Linked DNA regions of Homo sapiens: region 2 is linked to region 1. A link is an interaction called in ENCODE POLR2A ChIA-PET data of the cell type or tissue named here. Cell type or tissue: CD4-positive, alpha-beta T cell. All regions are shown on one strand.

Evidence for each region. Peaks named below come from ENCODE experiments on the same cell type or tissue, not always from the same donor. Only the 100,000 strongest peaks of a DNase experiment are listed, where the experiment ranks them.
Region 2: POLR2A ChIA-PET joins it to region 1 with 5 read pairs; 9 of 35 experiments call an interaction of 5 or more read pairs at or near these places.

The regions. Positions count from the first base shown.
Region 1 is chr2:233,264,377-233,272,376 of GRCh38, forward strand. ATG16L1 (autophagy related 16 like 1) reads left to right here. Exons shown (of 18, transcript NM_030803.7): 5 at 516-767; 6 at 5,626-5,691. Among named protein-coding and RNA genes, the nearest start is that of ATG16L1, 17 kb to the left of the region's middle. RefSeq lists a silencer at 1,604-1,673. In CD4-positive, alpha-beta T cell, no CTCF peak of the experiment used is centred here; DNase peaks (open chromatin) are centred at 3,625, 4,035 and 6,175; H3K4me3 peaks cover 1,406 bases; H3K27ac peaks cover 5,971 bases.
Region 2 is chr2:233,394,849-233,402,848 of GRCh38, forward strand. All of the region lies in intron 3 of DGKD (diacylglycerol kinase delta), which reads left to right. Among named protein-coding and RNA genes, the nearest start is that of DGKD, 44 kb to the left of the region's middle. RefSeq lists an enhancer at 4,152-4,657. In CD4-positive, alpha-beta T cell, no CTCF peak of the experiment used is centred here; a DNase peak (open chromatin) is centred at 4,693; H3K4me3 peaks cover 1,284 bases; H3K27ac peaks cover 2,253 bases.

The sequences.
Region 1 (8,000 bases):
GTAGGGCCAGGATAGCTGAGCGCATGGCCCTTGGGAAAAGGGAAATGAGTTTGTGAGCAAAACTGTTGCTGACCAGGGAGAAGCCTGGCAGACAAGATAAATGGGGACTCTGAATCCTGAGACCTTGGAGCTGGGGTAGCGTGTGCTTGGGTTTCCTTAATATGTGGAAAGGGGTCTAGAGGCTTGGAAAGGCAGGGCGCTTGCTCAGGCTTTTGCTCAGGAAATGTCAGAGCTGGTGAAATATATACGGTTTCCAGCCTCCTTTTAAATCCCCTTTACCAATCTAAGCATCGAAAGTTTCTCTTCCTTCACATCGTGTTTTTCCTAGTCATTAATAGGATGAATTTCACCTTAGGTGTTTCCTCTCCTAATGGATTATCCTGTAAACCATGGGGATGGGCCTGGCTAAAAGATGTTGTAACAGACACAAAGTGTTAAGCACTCAGCCAGGTCCGTCTGGCTCTGGCACAGGGCTCTGGCGAGGTACTATTCGTCCTCTGATGTCATGCTTCCAGAATTGCAGAATGTTTGCAGACTATCTCTGACCTGGAGACGGAGTGCCTAGACCTGCGCACTAAGCTTTGTGACCTTGAAAGAGCCAACCAGACCCTGAAGGATGAATATGATGCCCTGCAGATCACTTTTACTGCCTTGGAGGGAAAACTGAGGAAAACTACGGAAGAGAACCAGGAGCTGGTCACCAGATGGATGGCTGAGAAAGCCCAGGAAGCCAATCGGCTTAATGCAGAGAATGAAAAAGACTCCAGGTGGGCTATCAATCCACAGTTAGTGGTTTCCATCCTTAGTAGAGTAGAACCTAGGTCTTTGAAAAGAAAGAGATAAACCTGGCAGTTACTACAGGAGGTTTACCAGGGAATTCTTTCAGTGTTTCAAGGAGAAAAGCTAATTCTGAACAATATAAATTAAACCAGAGTTAGAAAAAGGAAATACACCACAATTAGAATTCTTCCCCATAATTTTGTGAAGCTTTTTGTATCCATATAAAAATTCTGATCTTGCTAATGCACAAGAAGACTATAATCCAACCTTATATGAATATAGATGTGAAATTCCTAAATCAGACTCATTGATAGATTTTTATTTATTTTTTGAGACAGAGTCTCGCTCTGTTGCCCAGGCTGGAGTGCAGTGGCATGATGTTGGCTCACTGCAACCTCCACCTCCCGGGGTCAAGTGATTCTCCTGCCTCAGCCTCCTAAGTAGCTGGGATTACAGGCATACACCACCACGCCTGGCTAATTTTTGTATTTTTAGTAGAGGTGGAGTTTCACCATGTTGGCCAGGCTGATCTCAAACTCCTGACCTCAGGATCCACCCGCCTCGGCCTCCCAAAGTGCTGGGATTAGAGGTGTGAGCCCCACCGCCTGGCCATTGATAGATTTTTTAAGAATTCCCTGCAATCCTGCTAAGTCTATTTATTTAAGATAAATCTGAAACCTACTGAGACATGGGAATTAAAAGATGGATTATCAAGAAATCAATTACGTTAGGAATTTGAATCTCTGTTGTGGAAAATGTGCGTGTTTAAAAGCTGCCCCAGAGAGCCCAGTCATCCCCTGGTCAAGGTCCACTGATCAACCGTCTATATACACTCTTACTAAAACCTGCAAGAGAACAAGGAGAGGTTCACTCTCACAACTCACAGAGAACACCGATCTGGATGTTCTGGCCAACCAACCATTGAAAAGAAGGAGTGATCACCCACCTAGAAACCTAAGAAAATGAGCTGAAAAGCTGTTAACACAAGTTCAGCAGATGCCAGGTGCAGTAAGTAGCTCATGCCTGTAATCCCAGCACTTTGGGAGGCGGAGGCGGAGGCGGAGGCGGAGGCGGGAGGATCGCTTGAAACCAGGAGTTTCAAGAGCAGCCTGAGCAACATAGTGAGACTCCATCTGTACAAAAAACAAAAACAAAAGCTGAGCATGGTGGTATGTGCTTGTGGCCTCAGCTACTCAGGAGGCTGCTGCGGGAGAGTTGCTTGAGCCCAGTAGGTTAAAGCAACAGTGAGCCAAAGTTGTGCCACTGCATTCCAGCCTGAGTGACAGAGCGAGACCCCATCCAGAAACAAACAAAAAAGCTCTACAGATTAGAACATACATATTTTTAAATCCCCATATCAGTAGTTTCGAGTTTGAAGAGATTATTCCAGTTAATTTAAAAGTGAATAAATGACAATAGGAAAGAGTCTTTTAAAGGGAATAAATGACGATAGGAAAGAGTCTTTTAAAGGGTGATGATGGAAAAACAAGTTAGCATATCAAAGAGATAATCTGCACTACCATCATGTTTGTGGCAGCACCATTCACAATAGCCAAGATACGGATCAATCTACATATTCATCATTGGCTTAATGGATAAAGAAAATGTGCTGTACACACACACAATGGAATATTATTCGCTATAAAAATGAATTAAATCATGTTATTTACAACCACTTGGATGGAACTGGAGGACAGTATATTAAGTGAAATAAGCCAGGCACAGGAAGGCAGATACTGCGTGCTTCTACATGTGGGGCTAAAAGAAAAATGTTCTCCTAGAGATACAGAGTATAACTGTGGTTACTAGAGCATGGGAAGAGTAGTGGGGAAGGAGGTTAAAGAGAGATTACTTAATGGATACAAAAATACTGTAAATGGATATAAAAATACTGTTAGAAGGTGTAAGATTGGCCTGGTGTGGTGGCGCACACTGTAATCCTAGCACTTTGGGAGGCCAAGGAAGGTGAATCACTTGAGGTTAGGAATTCGAGACCAGCCTGGCCAACATGGTGAAACCCCGTCTCTAATAAAAATACGAAAATTAGCCGGGTGTGGTAGCGGATGCCTGTAATCCCAGCTACTCAGGAGGCTGAGGCAGGAGAATCGCTTGAACCCGGGAGGTGGAAGTTGCAGTGAGCCAATATCATGCCACTAGGCTCTAGCCTGGGCAGCAGAGCAAGACTCTGCCTCAAAAGCAAAACGAAAAGAATACTTAGTGCTGTGGAAAATGCCTAAAATTAATATAACCGAAAATAGGACACAAAATGTTTTCATACAGATGATCCCAATTTTGTATACTTTTTTAAAAAAATGACTGGAAGGAATTATATGTACTGTTACTGGTGTTTATTTTTGGGGGTGGTGAGATTATGGTTTTTGATTTCTCATTTTATACTTACCTGTATTTTCTAATTTTCCGGTTTCTATTAAGAAAAAATAAGCTGTCCTTTTTGTATTGTTTCTGTCTCACATTTACTTTAAGCAGAATTGTTTGGCTTATGCCATGGAGCTTGACAGCAGTGTGAGGGTGTTGGGGGCCCCAGGTGAGCTGGATGCTGCTAGGTTGCATGTTCACGTCAGCTGAGAGGCTGCTGGAGGGAGAAGTTGGGGAGATGTGTGGTGATGCCAAGGAAGAGCCCCTGAGCAGTGCAGTGGACGGGGGGTAATGCACATTTCCTAGTGAAAATGCTGTCCTCATTCCCTAGCCCACCCTTTGAAGCATCTTCCTAGGGCTGTGCACTTGGAGGTATCATGTGATTGCAGATGTGGGACCTGAGGAGTCTTCATTACTTTGCTTAGGTAGCCTCTCCTCCTAGAAGCCTTCCTGCGTCATTACCCACTTCCTGCCTCCCCAGCTTAGATGTCCCTCATCTTCCTGCTTCAGGCAGCTGTGGTTTACCTGGGCCATATGTAGCACACTGTTTTGAGATAGCTCTTCACACTCTGCCTCCTTCCCTTATGCTGCCACGTGTCCCTGTGGTCAGGCACAGTGGCTGCTTCATAAGATGCACTCAGGGCTGGGCACGGTGGCTGCTGCCTGTAATCCCAGCACTTTGGGAGGCCAAGGCAGGTGGATCACCTGAGGTCAGGAGTTCAAGATCAGCCTGGCCAACATGGCAAAACCCTGTCTCTACTACTAAAAACACAAAAATTAGCTGGATGTAGTGGCAGGTGGCTGTAATCCCGGCTACTCAGGAGGCTGAGACAGGAGAATCGCTTGAACACAGGAAGCGGAGATTGCAGTGAGCCGAGATGATGTCACTGCCCTCCAGCCTGGGTGACAGAGAGAGACTCTGTTTGAGCTATTAAAGACCTTTCCTTTCAGCTATAGTGATGAATCCCTGATAACAGGTGGTGTTTTCCTCTCCCTGTGACCCTAAGTCAAGTTTTTATCTCCACCTTGCAGAACTGGGACCTGAAGTTATAGAAAGTAGATTTCAGACAGTCAACAAGTGCTTTAATCATAGAGTAGTGGTACTCACACACCTTATACCGAGATTCTGGTTTTTCCTCAAAGAGAGTTAGTTCACAGTTGTCTCTACCAGCTAAGACAATTTGGATAAATTGTATTTTTGGTAATTTGCCCTGTAAAACTTATTTTTCATCTTCCAGGTATAAAATCAAGAGTGTAATGCACTTTTTAAGCTATACCCACATCCCTTCCCAAGATTCTGCTATACTGCCTAGAGGACTTTCCTTCATTTTGAGAATTACCACCGTGGTAAAAACTTACGAGAAATTTCAGCAGAATTCTTGATTGCAGCTCAGTAGCATTGCTAGAGTTCTACATTAGGGGTCCTCCACCTAGCAGGCATAGCCATAGTTAGAAGTGAAATTTATCAAAGAAGAGAGAGTAAGGTCAGGGTTAGGAGTTAGGGAGTTTCTGAATTTAGGACTTGAATGAGAGACAAAAATGATTCTGAGAAGGGGAGTTAGTGGATGAGACTTTGACCATGTTAAAAATTTGTCACAGCCAAGACTTCTATGTCAAGCTTTAGTAAATTAAAGTTACTAATGTTATGTAAACTTTGACATTTCAAGAATCTCACTATACCTCAGTTTCCTCATTTATAAATGGCAATAATGATATTTACCTCAAAAGGTTGTTATAAGGCTTAAATGAGTTAAAGTCTGTAAAGTAATTAACAATGTCAGGTAAGGGGAAGTCCTAAGTAAATCTTCACTGTTAGTAATCAGGCTGTGGGTGTGTTAATGCAGGTTGAGCATCCCATATCCCAAACTCCACAATGCTCCAGAATCTGAAACTTCTTGAGTGCCAACATGACACTCAAAGGAAGTACTCATTGGAGCACTTCAGATTTCCGATTTACCATTAATTTCAACTGAATTTCATATTTAGACCTGGATCCTGTCCTCAAGATTTATATCATGTTTATGCAAAACTTCAAAATCTGAGAAAATTCGAAATCTGAAACACTGGTAGTCCCAAACATTTCGAGTAATGGATGCTCAACCCGTGTAAGACTATTTGCTGCAGAAAACTTAAGTCACAACCATGACTAACCCTCAGTGAGCCTGAGGCATGTGTCTATCCTAAGATACCCTTGGTCCCAGAAGGCAGGCCTCCTCCTTTGCCAGTTCACTGCTTTCTCTAATAATGTGGCCTATCTCTCTTCTAGGCTTTACTCTGAAACCCTTTAAAAGGGGAGCCTTACTGATGTTATGAGTTTGGGCTTGTGACTTTTGAGTATTTTGCTCAGGGTAGTTGTTATTTTACATGCACTGAATGTGTTATTAGAACTGGTGGCTTCTAGAGAGCCCAAACCCCGTGCTTTCTTAAGCAGACATAAATGGTGGGCTTTTTTTTTTTTTTTCCCAACAGGAGGCGGCAAGCCCGGCTGCAGAAAGAGCTTGCAGAAGCAGCAAAGGAACCTCTACCAGTCGAACAGTAAGTAAAGATAAATGAATCAAAACTGTGTTTCTGAAAATTTGGCTCTCTTAAAAGTTTTGTTTTTATTTTTTTTTTTGTTTGGTTTTTTTTGAGACAGGGTCTTGCTCTGTTGCCCAGGCTGGAGTGCAGTGGTGTGATCATAGCTTCTAATGTTTTTATTTCTGTAAAATCATCTTACAGATTTTAGAAAGAAAAATGTTAAAGGAAGAAAATGAAAACATACAGTTCTTCCACCACTCAGAACTAACATCCATATATCATTTTAATTGTATTTTGCTGGCTTCTAATTTCTCACAAATCATGTACTGATACGGCCTTTGACCCTATTTCTGATTACTTACTTGAGATAGATTATTGAAAATAAAATTTGATGGGTCAAAGCTTTTGGAACATCACCAAATAACCTTCCAAAAAGTTTGTGTTCATCAGCTGTGAATGTGAATTCTAACTTCCTGCACTCAGTACCCGTTACTGCCTCACTGTTTCCTGTTGACACTTTGAACGATCAGTTTTCTGCCTCTTAATTGTGCCTGCCATGTAATGCGGTGGGGTTTTTGTTGTTGTTGTTTTGTTTGTTTTTTCCCTCCTTGCTCCCTTTGGTTTGTAACTTAAAGTGGAAACTTAAGCGAAAACTAAGATCTCTTGGAACAAAAGGAATCAAACTAGTTCTGGAGCTTTTCCTAATCTGCCTACAAGTTAAGGTGGGGTATCTTCTCTGAGATTTGAAGCTTTCATAGTGGTAGAAAAGAGTTTCCTTCGCTCTAGGATGTTTCTTTTCTATTGAAATGTGTTTTGGAATATAGTTTTAGAGTTTTGATCCACTATTTTTTAAAATGTTGGTTGCTTCCCTGTAAGTGGAGGGGTTTAAATTCAACTAGGAGTCATTCACCAACTAACGTCTTAATTTACAAAGAAACAAAGGTTCCCATATCATGCCTTTGCTTTAGATATGTAGGGTACGTGTGTGTCTGCACTCTCAGATGTGGAAGATTAATCTCAGTTGTATTTTCCCAAGCCACAAAGTAAATAAATAGTTGACCTGGAAATGAGATTTGGTTTCTTCAGAATAACAGCTTATAAAAGTGTCATTTGCATAACCGGGTTGACTGGGATAATTTAGACAGGTTGAGCATCCTGCCCAAGATCATACAGGAAGGGGCCGAGGTAGGATGCAAACACAGGGCTGTAAAAGCCTGTTATTTTATTTTGTATTTTATTTTATTTTGAGATGGAGTTTCACTCTTGTGGCCCAGGCTGGAGTGCAATGGTGCAATCTCAGCTCACTGCAACCTCCGCCTCCCAGGTTTAAGCGACTCTCCTGCCTCAGCCTCCCAAGTAGCTGGGATTACAGGCATGCGCCACCACGCCCAGCTAATTTTGTATTTTTAGTAGAGATGGGGTTTCTCCATGTTGGTCAGGCTGGTCTCGAACTCCTGACTTCAGGTGATCTGCCCGCCTTGGCCTCCCAAAGTGCTGAAATTACAGGCATGAGCCACCGAGCCCGGCCTAAGGCCTCTCCTTAATCTCTATGCTTCCCTAAGGAGTTTCTGGGTCAGAGGACATACATCTTTGAAAGGTTTTGATAACTTAGCAAATGCTAGTGTTTTCTTGTGGTCCCGGGCCTAAGCACAGTTGCAAGTACTTAAAACCATAAAATTCTATTTTCAACAGGACATTGTCAAAGGCTCAGCTCATATTTGCAGTTCCTGTCTTTGCAGTTCTCCTCTCTTCCTTGTATGGGCACAGGTGACTCTCGCAAACCTAGATCCCTGGGAAAGCCAATCAAGAAAATAAAGCACAGCCTTGTCCTTTTTCTTTCGACCTGCCTTTTATTCCCTTCTACATCCTGGCCAAGAATGTGGTGCAATAATTACACATAGTCCTGGAATAAATAGCTAAGGAAAATAAATTTACTTTGACCAGGTTTAACTTGCTTAGTAACAGGTTCTTAAGTATATATTTACCTAATCCAGATAATTATTTATTGAAAAGGAAAAATCTTTCTGTCAAGTTCTTATGAATCCAAACAGTAGGTGATGAAATCTTGGGTTATTACATTTAATTATCTTCTCCATGAAGGTTGCATCTCAGTAGGAGGTCATTAAGACCAAAATAATTACTTGCCCTCCTCCAAGTAGGAAAGACGTGGCCCAGAAAAATGAGGAAGGGGGATTCCAGAGGTACTTTGCATCCGCTGGGATAAACAGCAACAAAGGGAGCATGTCCTATGACTTGATTATGTCATTTGAAGTGTGATGGGCTCTCCTAATGTCAGAGACACTATGTATTTAAGCATAAAATGCGCA
Region 2 (8,000 bases), 130 kb after region 1:
AGGCATTGTCACCACACCCAGCTAATTTTTTATTTTTTGTAGAGATGGGGTCTAACTATGTTGCCTTGGCTGGTCTCTAACTTCTGGCCCCAAGTGATCTGTCTTGGTGTCCTAAAGTGTTGGTATTACAGGCATGAGCCGATGTGCCTTGCCTAGATTTAATTCTTGTAAACAGTATGTTGTTAGAATCTGTCTTATTTTAGTCAGAAACCCTTTGCCTTGTAAATATTGTGCTTCAGCCATTTTCTGCTGTCAGGATTCTTGCATATCTGATGCCTGTGTTTTGTGGCTGAATGTATTGTGCTTTCTTGTTTGTTTGTTTGTTTATTTATTTATTTTTGAGACAAGGTCTTGCTCTGTCACCCAGGCTGGAGTACAGTGGTGCAGTCATGGCTCACTGCAGCTTCGACCTCCTAGGCTCAAGTAATCTTCCCACTTCAGCCTTCTGGGTAGCTGGGACTCCAGGCACATGTGACCATACCCAGATAATTTTTGTTTTTTTGTAGAGAAGGAGTTTCACCATGTCACCTAGGCTATTCTTGAACTTTGGGGTGCAAGTAGTCCACCCACCTTGGCCTTCTGAAGTGCTGAGGTTACAGGCATGAGCCACCACACCCAGCCATGCTTTCTTATTTTAATGGTCTCTTGGTACCTCTCTTCTACTTCCCTTCTGTGTTGTCTCTTAAACATTTATAGTTCACAGATTTTCTTTTTCCTTTCTTTTCTTTTCTTTTTTCTCCTCCCCTCCCCTCCTCTCCTTTCCCCTCCCCTCCCCGCTTCTCTCTTTTTCTATCTTCCTTTCTTTCCTTTTTCCTTTTTTTTTTTTAATTTAAATTTAAGAGACAGGTCTTACTCTGTCGCCCGGGCTGGAGTGCAGTGGCATGATCACCATTTACCGCAGCCTTGAAATATCAGGCTCAAGCGATCCACCGGCCTCAGCCTCCCAAAATGTTCAGATTACAGGCATGAGCCACCATGCCTGGCCAAGTTCACAAATTTTATTATGCTAGACCTGTTTGTAGCCAGCCCATATGGTGACATCCTTTTTTTGGTCAAGCTTTGTGTATTACTGAGGGTTTAGTCACAGAGAACATGCTACTCAATGCTTTGTTTCACTAGCTCTTATTCGATTCATACCAAACCATGAAAATGAAAAAGGACTGAAGAACATGGAAGAAAAATAATGCAAAATGGTCTGTTTTCCAGAAAGGAATCAAATACGATATTTTATTAGTGAGCTCCGAGAACATAGTATTTCCCAATGTTGGTGTTGCAGGGGGTTGTCGAGAGCAGGCTCGATGCTGTTGCTGTCTTTGAAGGCATTTCTGCTCGGAGACTCAGAGTTGCCTTCTCTCTTGTGCAATGCGGGTTTGCTAACTGGTTGGTCTGGGATAGAGCAAGCCTGATTTCTTCCTCACTCCAGTTTGGGCTTTCCAGCTTTGAAAAACTGTTTTTTCCTTCTTTTCTCTTACACTTGAAAAAACGAATTCTGGTTCATGTGCTTTGTCTTGTTCTTTGGGAATTTGGCTCGTTTATTTAGTCATTGTTTTGGCAAGCATTTTTTTTGGGGTCTACCGTGGGCCACACACCATGCTGAGTGCGGTGGGTAGAAATGGAGAGGAGCCACTCTGCATCAAGCTTATATTCTCGTGGGAGATCAGATAAGCACATACATAGAACCTTAGTTACAGGCTGAGACAAGCTCCGATGGAAGAGCAGTACATGGTGCCTGATATGTGGAAGACCCCACCTGGCCTTGGGGAGGGGCTGGGCAGTCTTCTCAGAGGAAGTGAGGTCTCATAGCTGAGACATGAAGAATGATAGTGGTAAATCCACTGAGGGAAGCATGAGCCTGAGAGGGTATGTGTGTCTGTGTGTTGGTGTGTGTCTGTGTGTTTCTTTGTGTGTGTCTGTGTGTTTCTTGTGCAAATAGGCACCTCGGGGATGGGGCAGGTGGAGGGACCAGCAGTGCGAAGACCTTGGGATGGGGACACCACGTGGAGTGTGCAAAGTGGTGGAAGGGCCAGGGTGGCTGATGGAGGCCAGAGCAAGAGGACACCAGAGGGGACCAGCGTGGCTGGGGGGGGCCAGAGCGAGAGGACACCAGAGGGGACCAGGGTGGCTGGGGGGGGCAGAGCGAGAGGACTCCAGAGGGGACCAGGGTGGCTGGGGGGGGGGGCGCCAGAGTGAGAGGACTCCAGAGGGGACCAGGGTGGCTGGCAGAGGCCAGAGTGAGAGGACACCAGAGGGGAGCAGGGTGGCTGGCAGAGGCCAGAGTGAGAGGACACCAGAGGGGACCAGGGTGGCTGCGGGGGGGGCCAGAGTGAGAGGACTCCAGAGGGGACCAGGGTGGCTGGGGGGGGGGGGGTGCCAGAGTGAGAGGACTCCAGAGGGGACCAGGGTGGCTGGCAGAGGCCAGAGTGAGAGGACTCCAGAGGGGACCAGGGTGGCTGGGGGGGGGGCCAGAGCGAGAGGACACCAGAGGGGACCAGGGTGGCTGAGGGGGGCAGCAGAGTGAGAGGACTCCAGAGGGGACCAGGGTGGCTGGCAGAGGCCAGAGTGAGAGGACTCCAGAGGGGACCAGGGTGGCTGGCAGAGGCCAGAGTGAGAGGACACCAGAGGGGAGCAGGGTGGCTGGCGGGGGGCCAGAGCGAGGCGAGAGGACACCAGAGGGGACCAGGGTGGCTGGGGGGGGGGGGCAGAGTGAGAGGACACCAGAGGGGACCAGAGTGGCTGGCAGAGGCCAGAGTGAGAGGACTCCAGAGGGGACCAGGGCAGAGCTTGGGACTTACTCCTCAGGACTTGGGCTGCTGTTGAATAGTTTTATTTGGTGAAATTCTCAGATTTGCAGGTGTCAGAAAGTTCTACTCTGGCTGTAGGGTGGAGGGTGAACTGGAAGGGGAGGGAGGTTTGTAGGATTGTTAGGAGAGAGTGGAGTGGAGAGTGCGGAGGTGTCTAGGGGGCAGTGGGCAGGCTAGTGATCAGGTCAGAAGGGGGTGGAGTAGATGAAGGTGTCAGGGCTTCTGCTGAGTACAGCAGCAGGCTGGTTAAGTGAGCTCAGGAGTCCAGAAGAGGGGCTGTGGGGTGGTGGGGGAGGCTTCTTTATCTTCCATGTCTGTCACATTCTTTAGCCTTATTTTATTTAATTTGTTGGTTTTTTTCCTAGTTCTAGTTATCAAAGTTTTTATATTGTTTGTTACTACATTTACTTGCAACCTCCCCTCCCAGCTCCCACCCCCCACCCCCGATTTTGGCATACTTTGTATTTATCCTGGCTTATTCTTGTTTGAAAGGTAAAATTTTTTTTTTTTTGAGATGGAGTCTCGCTCTGTTGCCCAGGCTGGAGTGCAGTGGTGCGATCTTGGCTTACTGCAAGCTCCGCCTCCCGGGTTCACGCCATTCTCCTGCCTCAGCCTCCTGAGTGGCTGGGAGTACAGGTGCCGCCACCACGCCCGACTAATTTTTTTTTTGTATTTTTAGTAGAGACGGGGTTTCACAGCGTTAGCCAGGATGGTCTCGATCTCCTGACCTCGTGATCCGCCGGCCTCAGCCTCCCAAAGTGCTGGGATTAAAGGTGTGAGCCACCGCGCCCGGCCAATAGGTAAAATATTTTTTAAAAGTTTTCTGTTTAACAAAGTCATTCCCTCCAGGGAAAGATTTTCCTTTGATCTTCTCCATTTTCTCTTGGGTTTTCACATGTTTTCATTGACTTAGGATTTCTCCCCTGATTTATTAAACTTTGTGTTATAGTAATTTTAGTTGTTGTCTTCAAGTCCTACGCTTGTTTGCTTTTTTTGAGACAGTCTCACTGTGTCGCCCAGGCTGGAGTGCAGTGATGCGATCTCAGCTCACTGCAACTTCCACCTTCTGGGTTCAAGTGATTCTTGTGCCTCAGCCTTCCGAGTAGCTGGGATTACAGGCTCCCGCCACCACACCCGGCTAATTTTTGTATTTTTAGTAGAGATGGGTTTCACCATGTTGGCCAGGCTGGTCTTGAACTCCTGAGCTCAAGTGATCTGCCCGCTTCAGCCTCCCAAAGTGCTAGGATTACAGGTGTGAGCCACCATGCCCAGTTTTATCATCTTCCCTTAGCAGCCTAGAGCTGTGGAACACTACAAGACTGTAGGGTCCATTCGAGTTTTATGCTTTTATTTACTTATTTCTCCAAGTCAGTGTTTTTCATCATTTTTAAACCCATGTTCTCTTTTGATGAAGGATTAATTTTTATTGCCTCATTTAGTTTTTGAAATTTCAAAATGCAGCAAAAAGGAATGAAAGCAGTGGGCTTTATTCTCACCCTCCCTGACCCTCCTGGAGAGTCATTCCTACCTGTATTCCATTTGGTCTTATTTATTTATAATATATGCTACATGAGAGCAAGGATTTTTGTCTGTTTTGTTCATGGCTTTACACCAAGTTCCCAGCACACAGTAGGTGCACATAACTCTTTGTTGAAGAGTGGCTTGGTCACCTCCAGTTCCAGAATGATTTGGGCCCTGCCCCTCATTGTTCGGCTCTGCAGGAAGCTTCCTGGGACCAGATGCTGGGCCTGGCTGCAAGATCAGGTCTTCCTTCCTGCAGGGCACAGTCCATGTGCATCCCAGCAGCCACGGCAGGGCTGGGGAGGAACTGATGTGGGTTGCTTCTCTGGGCAGGGCATGGGGGTTCCCTGCCTGTGGTGGGGGAAGGGGGTACGTGGCTGTGGGGTGGAAGGGATGTTTCTTGCCAGAGGGAGTGGGCGTGGGAGGTGCGCTGGGTGAGCAGCCTCTGAGGCAGGAAGTGCTTTCCAGGCTGGGGTGGGTTTGGGCTTTTTTGTCAGAGCTGTGGGAAGCCATTAAGATTTTAAAGCAGGGTGGTAAAGTTGGGTTTTTGTTAGAAGAGTCTGTCTGCTGCTGGAGGCGAGATCTGCAGGGAAGAGTTGGCTAGGTGGATGAGAAGGGGTGCAGAGGGGCCTTTCCCCCAACATGAGGATGTGGACAGCCTGGATGTGCTTATGGAGGTGAGAGATGGGGCCTGAGGAGAGCCATGCACTGCAGGCGGGCAGGGTCCATGCTTCTGCTGTTGTTGGTACTTTTATTTGTTTTGGGTGACTCTGAGAATTAAATATTAATAACAGTGTTGAAGGAACATACTGTATCATTGGCCATGATGCATGCCTCCTAGAAAGCAGCGCTGTACACAGTGACATGATCACAGCACCCCTGCAGGACTCCAGATGCACAGTTTCTTCTCCTCACTGAGAGTGTTTTGGTATTGCTGGCCTTTCCAGTTCTAGAAATGTCCCCTTTGAGACTGACTTCATGGTGGCTGGTGTCAGAGTCTGTGTCCCTTGTGAAGGAGGCAGAATCAGAGCTAAATTCAATTTAGCAAAGATTTTCTAGACTAAGTAGGAAGAGGGCTCATCACCCGAAGTGGGCGTGGGTGCTCCCCATAGCCAGGCTTTGTCTACAGGACAGCGGGAGGCAGTCAAGGCCTGAGCCCTGGCCAGGTCCCTCGGAGGGCAGGGAGCCTGGAGCTAGGAGAGAGTGGTGATGCAGGGTGGCCATTTCCACTCCCACAGGGCCCTTTGCCCTTCACACCCAGTGCCCACTGCCCTGTCTGAGACGCCTCATGCTGTCCTGGCCTGGGCCTCCCTGGCCACCTGCTGGCATGGCCTCTCCCATTTGTGGGGGTGCCACTTCCTAACTGCCTCTCCTCTCACGGCTCTCCTTCCGTGCCCCCTACCTTGGGCAGGATGTGGGTGGGATATAGTTTGAGTCCATCTCGGGTGCTGGTTTTATGAAGCACACATTTGACTCCCTCAGTGGGTGGTGGAGTGTGCAGACCTGAGCTCCCTGAGCTCTCTCGGGTAGCCCTGGTCACCTCTCATGGGCAGGGCTGCTTGCACAGCTGGAGGGCAAGGCCTGAGCTGCTGTTCCCGGAGAGCTAGAGCTCGACAGGCCTGGACTGCCCAGGAGGCCCGTGGAAAGGCTGATCCTTCCTCAGTTGTTGCAGCTGAGTGTGTGTGGCCTCCTGATGCTACATGTTCAGTTGCCTTTTACTTCCTTTATGAGGGAAGTTTTATGCTACGCGGTATTTCCAAAGTGTGAGCTCCCCAGAGGAATCAGGGACTCTGTCTTTGAATGTCCAGGGTCTGTGTATCCTCTACCAGATAGAAGACCCAAGGCAGCAGGACTGGGCTCCTTCTCTTCTTTTGATCTCTGAAAGTACGGGACTCTGCAAGGTAACTTCATTCTTTAAGGCAAGCCAGAGTGTGAATCCTAGCTCAGCTTCTTCCAAGCAGATGACTGGGGGCGAGTCACAGGACAGCTCGAAGCCTCCATTTTCTCATCTGAGAAATGGGGCTAGTAACCTGCCTTGTGGGGTGGTTTGGTTGTAAGGACTAAATGAGTTAATGAATGTAGGCATGATATATGTGTTTGTGCCTATTAACACTGTGATTATAGGCACTTACTGATTATTCAGTGAATGAACTGAAAGCAATAAACCAAATTCATTTATTATATCATTTGGTATGTGGAAAATTTTCTTCTAGTTTGGTGTACTTAACGTTTCATACTTTCTCTGTTTACTGAATAATAACTTTAATTGAACAAAATCACTACTAATTAGTCCAGATTTCACTGGGCTTCAGTTAGTCTGGCTGTATTATTACTACTCCCTGGGTCATGGCAACTGTAGCTGAGGTGAACCTTAGAGAGGAAAGACAAGTTTTACTGGAATATGCCTGAAATACAGAGCCATTTAGAAGGGTCATATTCTGCCCATTGTTAAAAGCGCTGTGAACTAAGGCTGGGCATGGTGGCTAACACCTGTAATCCCAGTGCTTTGGGAAGCTGAGGCGGTGGTTCAACTGAGGACAGGAATTCAAGACCAGCCTGACCAACATGATGAAACCCCGTCTCTACTAAAAATATAAAAATTAGACAGACATGGTGGCGGGCGCCTGTAATCCCAGCTACTCAGGAGGCTGAGGCACAAGAATCACTTGAACCCGGGAGGCAGAGGTTGCAGTGAGCTGAGATCGCATCATTTCATTCCAGCCTGGGCGACAGAGTGAGACTCTGTCTCAAAAAAAAAAAAAAAAAAAAAAAAAAAAGCAAGCACTATAAACCATCGAGGGGCCCCTCGTTTCTTACCTAATGAAGTTCAGGGTCTGGTCCTCATGTGCCCTCCCAGCCTGGCCTCTCCCCAGCCAAGCCCAGTGCTTCTTAGGGAGCTCCCTGTGTGTACGGGTCACCTGCTGGCCCTGGTCTCTGGGGGTCTGTTTCCCCAAATTCTCCCCACCGACCCTGTCCGTTTCCTCCTCAGGGAAGCCTTCCTGTTTACATGGTGCTCAGGAAACTGCCATATGCTTCTGTGGGACTGTGGTTCTCAAACTTGGCCATGCCCGAGCACCTTTTGGAACTTTCCCCAGAAGTTTGCAAGTGGGTGCTTTTTCAAAGCTTTCCAAAATCTTAGGGTACAACCACTTTGGGACCCCCTTCTTGAGGGTACTTTGTGTCACTCATGTGATGCTACATTAGCACAAGCTCCCTAGTAATGTGTACTTGGCCACACCTTGAGCTCAAGGCCATGGAGTGTCTTGGCAGCTTAGGGTCCCCAGTGCTCTGCCCTTTGGGGTGACTATGTGTATGAATATGAGCTGGAAGAAGCAGGTTCTGTTGCTTCTTTTTGTTAGCACAACAGAGAGAATGTTGACTCACCCCTTCCTTGGCAAGCCCCGCTGAAGAGGTGCTCACTATTGTGGACCCCTCTGTGGGCCAGGCTCCCCCTTTTACAATTTCCCAGCTCATGTCCGGCCGGCAGCTTGGGGACAAGGTTAGCCCCTGTGCTCTGTGTGTGCGCTTTTAGCGAGTTTGCCAGCTGGAAAACTTGTTTATCCCAGAGAATGGAGGAGTCATTTGACAAGTAAGGCATTACCCTGGCCACCTAATTTCAAATCAGTTGGAAAAGATGCAAGTTTTAGAACTTGTTATTCCTTATTTGAACTATCCTGT